Regions from separate parts of the Homo sapiens genome. Here region 2 is linked to region 1. Evidence: chromatin contacts called from ENCODE Hi-C or POLR2A ChIA-PET data. All regions are on one chromosome and are shown on one strand. The core of a region is the stretch at or near the end of the contact, and the rest is flanking DNA. Distances in the headings are between cores, read along the strand shown.

Region 1 (4,335 bases), core at 780-3,279:
AAAAAAATAGATGTTGGCATGGATGCAATGAAAAGGGAACACTTTTACACTGTTTGTGGGAATGTAAACTAGTATAACCACTATGGAAAACAATATGGAGATTCCTTAAAGAACTAAAAGGAGATCTACTATTTGATCCAGCAATCCCACTACTAGGTATCTACCCAGAGGAAAATAAGTCATTATACAAAAAAGAAACTTGCACATACATGTTTATAGCAGCACAATTTACAATAGCAAAAATATGGCACCAGTCAAAAGGCCCATCAATCAACGAGTGGATAAAGAAAATGTGGCATATATATACCATGGAATACTATTCAGGCATAAAAAGGAACAAAATAATGGCATTCGCAGCAGCCTGGATGGAAATGGGGACTATTATTCTAAGTAAAGTAACTCAAGAATGAAAAACCAAACTTTGCATGTTCTCACTCATATGTGGGAGCTAAGCTATGAGGACACAAAGGCATAAGAATGATACATTGGACTTGGGGACTCAGGGGAAAGGGTGGGGGATGGTGAGGGATAACAGACTACACATTGGGTACAGTGTACACTGCTCGGGTGATGGGTACACCAAAATCTCAGAAATCACCACTAAAGAACTTATTCATGTAAACAAACACAACCTGTTCCCCAAAAGCGATTGAAATACAAAAATAAATAATAAACACTCGGAAAAAAAAAATAGCCTCAAGTAACTACTGGCTACAGTATTTGAAAGGCACACCTCTAAATCTTAATTTTTTTCCTTTCTAAAATGGGAGTAGGCATGTGCAGTGGCTCACATCTGCAATCCCAGCACTTTGTGAGGCCAAGGTGGAGCCCAAGAGTTCAAGAGCATCCTGATCATCATGGGGAGACTCTTGTCTCTACAAAAAGTAATAATAATAACAAAAAATAGCCAGGTGTGGTGTCACATGTCTGTGGTCCCAGCTATTTGGGAGGCTGAGGCAGGAGGATGGCTTGAGCCCAGGAGCTTGAGCTGCAGTGAGCCGTGTTCTCACCACTTGCACTCCAGTTGGGGCGACAGAGCAAGACCCTATCTCAAAAATACATACATACATACATACGTACATACATAAATATAAAATCAGAGTAATAGTTATAATCAAATTCTTGACCAAAGGATCAGATAATACATGTGAACTTTGAAAAACTAAAAAATACAAGTATTACTTTATGTAGATAACTATTTTATTATTGTTTTATACTCAAGAATTTCTATCATTTTGAATCAGAGGAAAATGGAATAAGCAGCCTGAGAAAACTGAGTTCCCCATATCTGGTAGAGTTTTGAGGCTGTCTGGCAATAAAGAACAAAAATATCCCGTAGAGTTAAGCTAAATCATCCCTCTATTACCTGCAGAGACCTTCCCTGGGAGGTCCTCTTTGACTCCCTGGACTGAATTAATGGTCCTCTAGGTATAACCATGACACTTTTCACACTGTATTGTAAAAAAAAGTGGTCTGTCTGCTCAACTTTACCCAAGAACAGGTGCCTCTGATCCCCGTGTCCTTCCGGTTGTCAACCGCTGGGTACATAGTATATCCTCAATCTGTATTTGTTGAATAATTCACTAGCACTGTATTCGTGAGGGTATGGTTCTCCGGATAACTTAAGTAACTACTAATCTGTGGTAAACAGAACAGCTCTTTAAGGACGATGCAGATGAATACTGGCTGCTGTAACGGCCCAGTTGGTGCATCTCGGATGCCAGGAGGCGGTCCAGTGCTGATCTCTTTCTTTTGCCCTTCCCTCCCGCCCTTCCAGTCTGTGGGATATAGAGGACCTCACAGTCACGAGGTCGCGACGGTCCGTGCCGTCGTGGAGACAAGCGGGACACGGAGAGAGAACTACATTTCCCAGCTGACTCTCCTGCGCGCGCCCTTGCCTGCGCGCGGGGGGCGAGTGCACCGGGCGCTCGCTCCCTGCCGAGCTCTTGTCGCCCGCCCGAGCCTTTGCCAGGGGATGAGGTGGGAGGCGCTAGAAACCACTTAGCTACAGCCAACCGCCCAATGCAGCACTCGCTCGCTCCCCCCGCCAGCGGAAGCGTCCGCGAAGCACAATGCAGCACTGAGCCGCGGTGGAGGTTGCAGCGCCACGGCCGCCGCAGCACCGGCCGGGGCTGGGTGGAGGTGGCCGCGGGGACCCCGGGGGCGCGGAGCGAGGGAAACGGACTCGGCGGCGCCGGCATGAGGAGCTGAGCGTCTCGGGCGAGGCGGGCTGACGGCAGCACCATGCAGGCGGCAGTGGCTGTGTCCGTGCCCTTCTTGCTGCTCTGTGTCCTGGGGACCTGCCCTCCGGCGCGCTGCGGCCAGGCAGGTAAGTTAGCCGTCCTCTGTGCCTTTGGGCCATACCATTTCCCGGGAATCTTTGGAGCCCTCAGGCGTATTGAAAAGGGGGCATCCCCATTTCCCGAGTGCGCGGGGAGATTTTTTTTTTTTTTTTTTTTAATTCGGGAGGGTGGTGAGAAGTGGAGCAAAAATATATGTGTGGAGGCGCGCAGATGCACTGGAAGCCTTCGGTCAAAGCCTGTTTTTCTCCTTCTGAAGAGGAATGGGGAGAATGGGAAAGGGGTGCCCTGCTTCTGGGCCCCGCTCCTGGTTGCTCTCGGATGAGCTGGTCCAAGGCTCTCGGGCTGGTGTCTCTGCGTCCTTCCCAGTTGGGTTCCGAGAGGGAGGGGGCGGTGGGGATTTTCGTAGGGGAGACGTAGGACTGCAGGATGGAGGAGTGAGGGTCAGGGTCATTATTTTCGCCTTTTCTCTCCACTCCCTCCTTTCCCGGTTCCTGCCTGGAGGAGACGCCTCATTGATGGAGCTAGAGAAGAGGAAGGAAAACCGCTTCGTGGAGCGCCAGAGCATCGTGCCACTGCGCCTCATCTACCGCTCGGGCGGCGAAGACGAAAGTCGGCACGACGCGCTCGACACGCGGGTGCGGGGCGACCTCGGTGGCCCGCAGGTGAGAGGCTCGGTCCGGGAGGTGGTCCTCCGCGCCTCCCGGCCCACCCGAGACCCCACGATTGCGCTCGGTTGCCCTGGAGATCCCATGTCTTCTTGGGTGAAATGAGTTGGGTCCCGATGCGAGTCATGCATGGCGCTCCCTGTGCAAAAAAGAAGGGGAAAAGGGTACAAAAAAGAACCAAAATAACCACAGGCCGAGGGCTTTGCCCGAGGGGAGTTTGTGCGGGGTGCCTTCAGCAGTGCGGTGAGCTGAGAGAACAGGCGGAGAGCCCTCTGACATCTGTCAAGCAAAAGCCAGGCATGCACAGCGAGAAGGGAGGTAGTATTTGGGCAGGGTTTGAATCATCATTGTTGTTGTTTTACTCCTCAAAGAGACTTCATAAGTGATTTAACCCAAGGTTGACACTGTAAGAAAAAATTGGAAAAAAACAAGGCTAGACGTTCTTAAGAAACCCAACTGTAAAAACAAGCTGAACTTTAAGGTTCTATTCGCACACATTTGTGGACACCAGAGATATGCCCATTCACCCCTACCTTCTAGAAAAGGTGTCCTCCTCCGACTTTCTTTATTGGTAGCAGTTCTCTTGGTTTAATTAGGGCTGTGCTGTTTGTTGAGCATTTATAAATTATGTTTTTAAAAATCTAGTTTTTATCACTGTATCTGTATTTAAATCAAGATCACACATTCACAGATATGCCTGAAAATTACTGTGAATTTATTGACAAATTTAAGTAAATACTTCTGGGGCTGTGTATTTTTTTATTTCTACACATCAGCTGATCAGGCAGTTCACCCACCTGTAAGTCCATATTAAGATAGGACTTGTTCATGTACTTGAAAATTTTTGTAAACTTTACTGAAGCAATGGCAAGCCAAACCTTTTCACATGTATAAATATATTCATCAGTGCTTTAAGATATATCTTGATGATGTGATAATTATACTAACTTATCTGTATGTGTGAAATATGTAAAAATAGAAAATATTACTTAAATCTGTATTTGTAGCCAAGTAGTTGGTACTGTTAACATTTTGTTAATAGAAGGTGGGAAATTAGCTTAAAGGGCTACATAATATCCATCAAAGATTATTTTAGTAGAAAATCCCAATATGTTAAGCTTTTAATGATGGATTCTTTTATGTGAATTAATGGTTGGTAAATGCCTATTTTCCTTTTCCATTTTGACTCGTTTCAATGGTAAAACTGAAGAAGCAGGGGCCATAGTTTCCCTATGTCATCGTATTTTTCAATTAATTAAGATTATTTCTGTGGAAGGATATTTTCACACCATTTGCAACCTTTTATTATAAAAAATTTCAAACACAAAAGAGTAGGATAAATTAATGAACCCCCAGCTCCAACAATT
Region 2 (4,335 bases), core at 913-3,412, 4.9 Mb after region 1:
GGAGACATTTAAAAACGACTCGCATACACAAATGGTCTTTTTGGGGTAAAGGAGTCTCGGTTGGAAACGGAATTCTCTCTCCGGCTGGGAGGACCTCCCTGGTGGAAACCTTGGGAAGACCAGCCATCTGGTCGGGGAGGGTTGGGGCTTATCGGGGGTGGGCGAGCGAGCGGTCCTGGGGGAGGGGAGACACCGTCCCCCACGGGATCCCAAGGGTGGGAGAAAGGGGTGTTCGCCACAATTTCGCTTGTCGTCTCCTTAAAGAATAACTTCAGGAAGGGGATAGCATAATCGCGCCTCGTCCTTAAGTTTTAAACTGATTTCGACCTGAGCAAAACTCAACCTCCCTTTCAAAGGGTGGGGGGTGGGGGGTTAAATCCTGCGCCTCCAGGGGTGAGAGAGAAGGTCTCTGTCCTCGGGGCCCGGACTCGCGAACCTTTTCCCATTCCCAGGACCTCCCCGCTGTAGGTAGCAGAGGTGGCTGCCCCATTCCCCCTCCGGCTAAAGGCCCGGTCCAGTCTGCAGCCGGACGCCCCCGGAGCCCTCTGCACAACAAAGCGCCAGAGTAGGGTACCCTAACTTTCCCTCCCCATTCAGCAGCTATCTGGGACCTAGGGGGCCTCCCTCCTCCAGGGCCGCCGCGGCCTCGGCAGGACTTTCACCACGACGGCCGCATGTCCGGAATTCCCGGGGCACCTCGGAATTACCTGCCTCGCAACCGCTGGCCCGCTCGCCTTTTGCCAGGAATTAAACAAACGGCGCGACCCCCACGATGAGCGGGTGGAGCGGACCGCGGCGAGAGCAGAGCTTCTGGCACTCACTACATTCAGAACTTTCCTTAAAAGCCGAGGAAAGAGCCCCCAGGGACTGCCCGGGGGTCTGAGCCAGGTCGAGGGCCACACAGGTAGCCGGGGAGCCGCCGCCGGCCGCCCAACCCGCCTGTCCTGCATCCCCCCAACCCCCTCCCGCTCGAGTCTAGCCCCGGGCTCCGCAGCGAAGGAAGCGTCGGGGACGTCCCACCCCCGCAGGGAACTGCGCCTGCTGCCCCCGCCGGGCCCCGCACTGCCCTGGCTCTCCCCCCACTCGCCCCCCAGACGGTCGGCTTCGGCGGAGAGAAACGGGAGCAGCAATGCCTTTTCCCCCCCTCTCCTCCACTTTTTTTTGTTGTTGTTGTTGCTTTCCCACGCTGGCTGAATGTGACTTGACCCCATTTCAAAAAAAGTTTGACATAGTGCTTCAACATTTCCGCATTCCTCCGCGACTACAAAGGCTGCAGCCGCCTCCTTCTGCTTTCTGTCTCTGCTCTCTGTCTTCACACTCAATGAAATCCTTCATGCGCCTCTCCCGAAGCCTGCCAAGCACCACAAGGGTCGCCACCAGCACAGCGACAAGAGGCCACACCGGGGACCGCGACTCCCGCGTGTGCGCACACGCAGATGCGCCCATATGCACACGGACGGGCGCGCTGCGGGGACCAGGGCTGCTCACTGCGGGGCGTGTGTTTAACTCCAATATTTTAAATTATAAAAGTAAACTTGGAAACTACAGCAAACGTGCGTCTTCGCGGGGCTCCAAGCCTGGGCACTGGCCGGCTGCGTGCACTTTTCTGTGTATAACACGCCCGCAGGAAGCCTGCGTTAACATTTATCTCGTGGAGGGGAAGGTGGAGCCCACACCCACACCTCAGCGAGCTGGAGAGGGAGTTTTCGAGGGGGAAATGCAAGCACATTCTCCAGCATGGAGTCCCTAGAGGCAGTGCATTTTAAACCCTAAATGTGAATTATTATGTGAGTGTCCGAGTAGAGTTCCAGTTCCGTTTGGAGAAACTGTATGAGGCGTGTTCCGTGTGGGTGTGTGTGCGTACGGATACGTGGAAGCAGGATCTCGGTGTCGCGGGTGTCCCTAGGCTGGGATCTCCCCCTCTCATCAGATAAGGAGAATCCTCTAGCTCCCCAAAACTGGCCCCCATAACCAATCCCGTCTCAGTTCGTAAGGGGTTAACCAAAGCCGATTCCAAGGAAACACAGGTCCCCCCCACCCCCCGCCACCCTCCACTTACCCCACCCACAGTTCTGCCTCGGACCCCGGCCAATCCCCCAGATCTCCCCCGGGACCCCCCACCCCGCAGCCCACCCACCCGAGCGCACAGCTCCTCACCTGAGGGGCCCAGTCGCGTCGGGCCTCCCGAGGGGGCTGCGAGTGTCAGTCGGCTCTCCGCACGTGTCCGCGGCCTCGCGGAGCAGGTAATCAGACTCTGGGGAAGGAGTTACCAGCACTCTCTCCGGCGAGGGGGTGGGCACAGCGGCGGAGGGCGGAGGGACGGCGGAGGGCGCCGCCCGCGCCGCTCGCTGGGGGCGGACGGGGGCCGCTGGGCTCCGGCCGGCGCTGGGGGCCCCAGCCGGGGAGGCAGCTGGGGCGACCGTGCGGGGTGGGGGCAGGGACCCGCGAAGCCAACTCTGCCGGAGACCCACCCCCCGGCGGGGCTGGGGGCTCGTGGCGCAGTGGCAAGAAAGTGTGCAAATTAAAGCCTTCCGGAGAGAAATGAGGCGGCCGAGTCCCGGCAGTGCTCCGAGCTCCGGGCTCCCTAGCTCCCTTCTACGAGTCGGGGGCTAGAAGGGCGCGGTGGGGGTGGGGGTGGGGGGGAGAGTTAAATGAAAATTTCCGGCTTTCGCTGAAACTGTAGTAGGGGGATCCTGCGACTAAAATAAGCGGCATTAGTGGGAGAGAGTGGGACGTGTCGTCGGGAGTCGGCGGAGTTTCCAAACCCAGGGTCGCCCAGAGTTGGGGTTTTGACAGGGTGAAGCGGGGGGCATCCTCACTGTGTGACGTGGACGGATGGGAAAAACACAAAACAACCAACAATAATTATGAGCGGCCAATGGGGGTGGTAAATACCAATACTTTCCAAGAAACTGAAAAATCAGACCAAAAAATAACTCTTCTCTTAAAAAAATAAAGAAAAAGTTTGGCAGGATGCCTTGCAGAAAAGAAAATACTAATCTATCCAAGCACTTTTCACTTTCAGCATGAGCTACATTTGTTTTGTTTTCCTTCGCTTCCTTTCTGCCTCACAAAGCCCTATCTTTTCCTTTTAGACAGAGGATATGGTTTGGAAATTGTCAGGCACTCTTATGGTTAACGATCTACTTGAAGGGGCTGGCGGGCTCACAATTATTAAGTGGTTAGTAACTGCTGAGGGTTCACTAACGTATTTCAGAGGAGCTAAAAAGACTAAAATTTAGTGTAAATAATAGAACTGCAGATAGTAGATACATACACAAAAAGAGGAGTGCTCAGTTTAAATGCATTATTGGAAATCTGAAATTTGAAACCTTGTAAGAATGTATACTTTACCTGCTGAGAAACCCTTGAATACAATTATTTCAGGTGAAAATTAGATTTTGGAGAAAAAAAAGTCTTTAAAACTTTCTACAATGGAGTAAAAGAAAACTTGAAATAGCTGTCTTTTTGGAAAGAATTTGGTGTTCTCCCCAAAATCTCTATCTGTAGAATACTTGAAACCCTTTAAAACATCTTAAAGCAAAACTTTTCACAAAATTATTTACTTAAGTGCTTTGTAGAAAAATTAAAACCTGGCAAAATTCTGTTTGAATTGGAAATACTACTTCTATAAATCTTTTGACTTTAAAACCATGTTACTAATCTCACAGTAAATCAAATTTTTGCCTTTATAAAACTGATTCTATGTTATAGTGTGAGGTAAGGCTAGGGAAATAAAAATTGATGCATTTTCAGTAGCACATATTTTGCAATGCATTATAATACTTTTTTCTTTAAAAATAAAAGTGAATAATTGTATGTCTTTAAGCTTAAGATAATTCATAAAATACATTTGTGTTAAGAGCATGTCTTCTAAAATAAGATCCAGTTTTCTGAACAAAATTTGTATTTATAAAGCTATCTATAATCTCATATACCTTATAAATTTAAGAAGGCAAATCATTAGATTTTATATTTACATAAAAATATTGGATCACTACAAGTCACTAATTAGACTTTAAGCCAGAGACACAAGTGGGAATCCTCCATTTTGATAATTGTTCACACTTATCATTTGCCTTTTAAAACAAGATTTACTTGCTGGTAATTAACATGTTTATATAATCCAGAAATAATTGCCAGCAAATAGGAAGCAGCACATCATGGCTAGAATTTATTTGAATAAATCATTTATTAAAAAAATAGTAAGCTACAAATATTAAATTAACAGAGAAGTGTCTTTTCTACACTGGGTTGAATTTTTAGTTACTGAATTTGACAACAACCATTGCTAGATCAGAAATTCCATGATTTAGGTTACTAGATCATTTGGAC

What was found. Hi-C counts contacts between places; a loop is a spot of excess contacts on that map. ChIA-PET counts read pairs that join two places held with the same protein, here RNA polymerase II (POLR2A). Pooled maps may share reads with other maps.
Region 2: a loop to region 1 is called in a map of CD4-positive, alpha-beta memory T cell, with 8 times the contacts of the local background. The contact joins the promoter of CDK6-AS1 here to the promoter of ADAM22 in region 1. A Hi-C loop is called at or near these places in 1 of 168 maps with a recorded cell type or tissue (CD4-positive, alpha-beta memory T cell) and 5 of 50 pooled maps. POLR2A ChIA-PET finds 5 or more read pairs at or near these places in 2 of 52 experiments (GM12878 and OCI-LY7).

Annotation. Positions count from the first base shown.
Region 1 is chr7:87,932,222-87,936,556 of GRCh38, forward strand. ADAM22 (ADAM metallopeptidase domain 22) reads left to right here and starts at 2,030. Exons shown (of 32, transcript NM_001324418.2): 1 at 2,030-2,329; 2 at 2,805-2,965. The coding sequence starts at 2,245. RefSeq lists a silencer at 1,933-2,342 and enhancers at 2,449-3,026, 3,027-3,604, 3,153-3,202, 3,213-3,292.
Region 2 is chr7:92,834,321-92,838,655 of GRCh38, forward strand. CDK6-AS1 (CDK6 antisense RNA 1) reads left to right here and starts at 2,163. Exons shown (of 2, transcript NR_110088.1): 1 at 2,163-2,243. It overlaps CDK6 (cyclin dependent kinase 6), which reads right to left and starts at 2,253. Exons shown (of 8, transcript NM_001145306.2): 1 at 2,158-2,253. RefSeq lists silencers at 836-1,085, 2,196-2,555 and an enhancer at 1,666-1,745.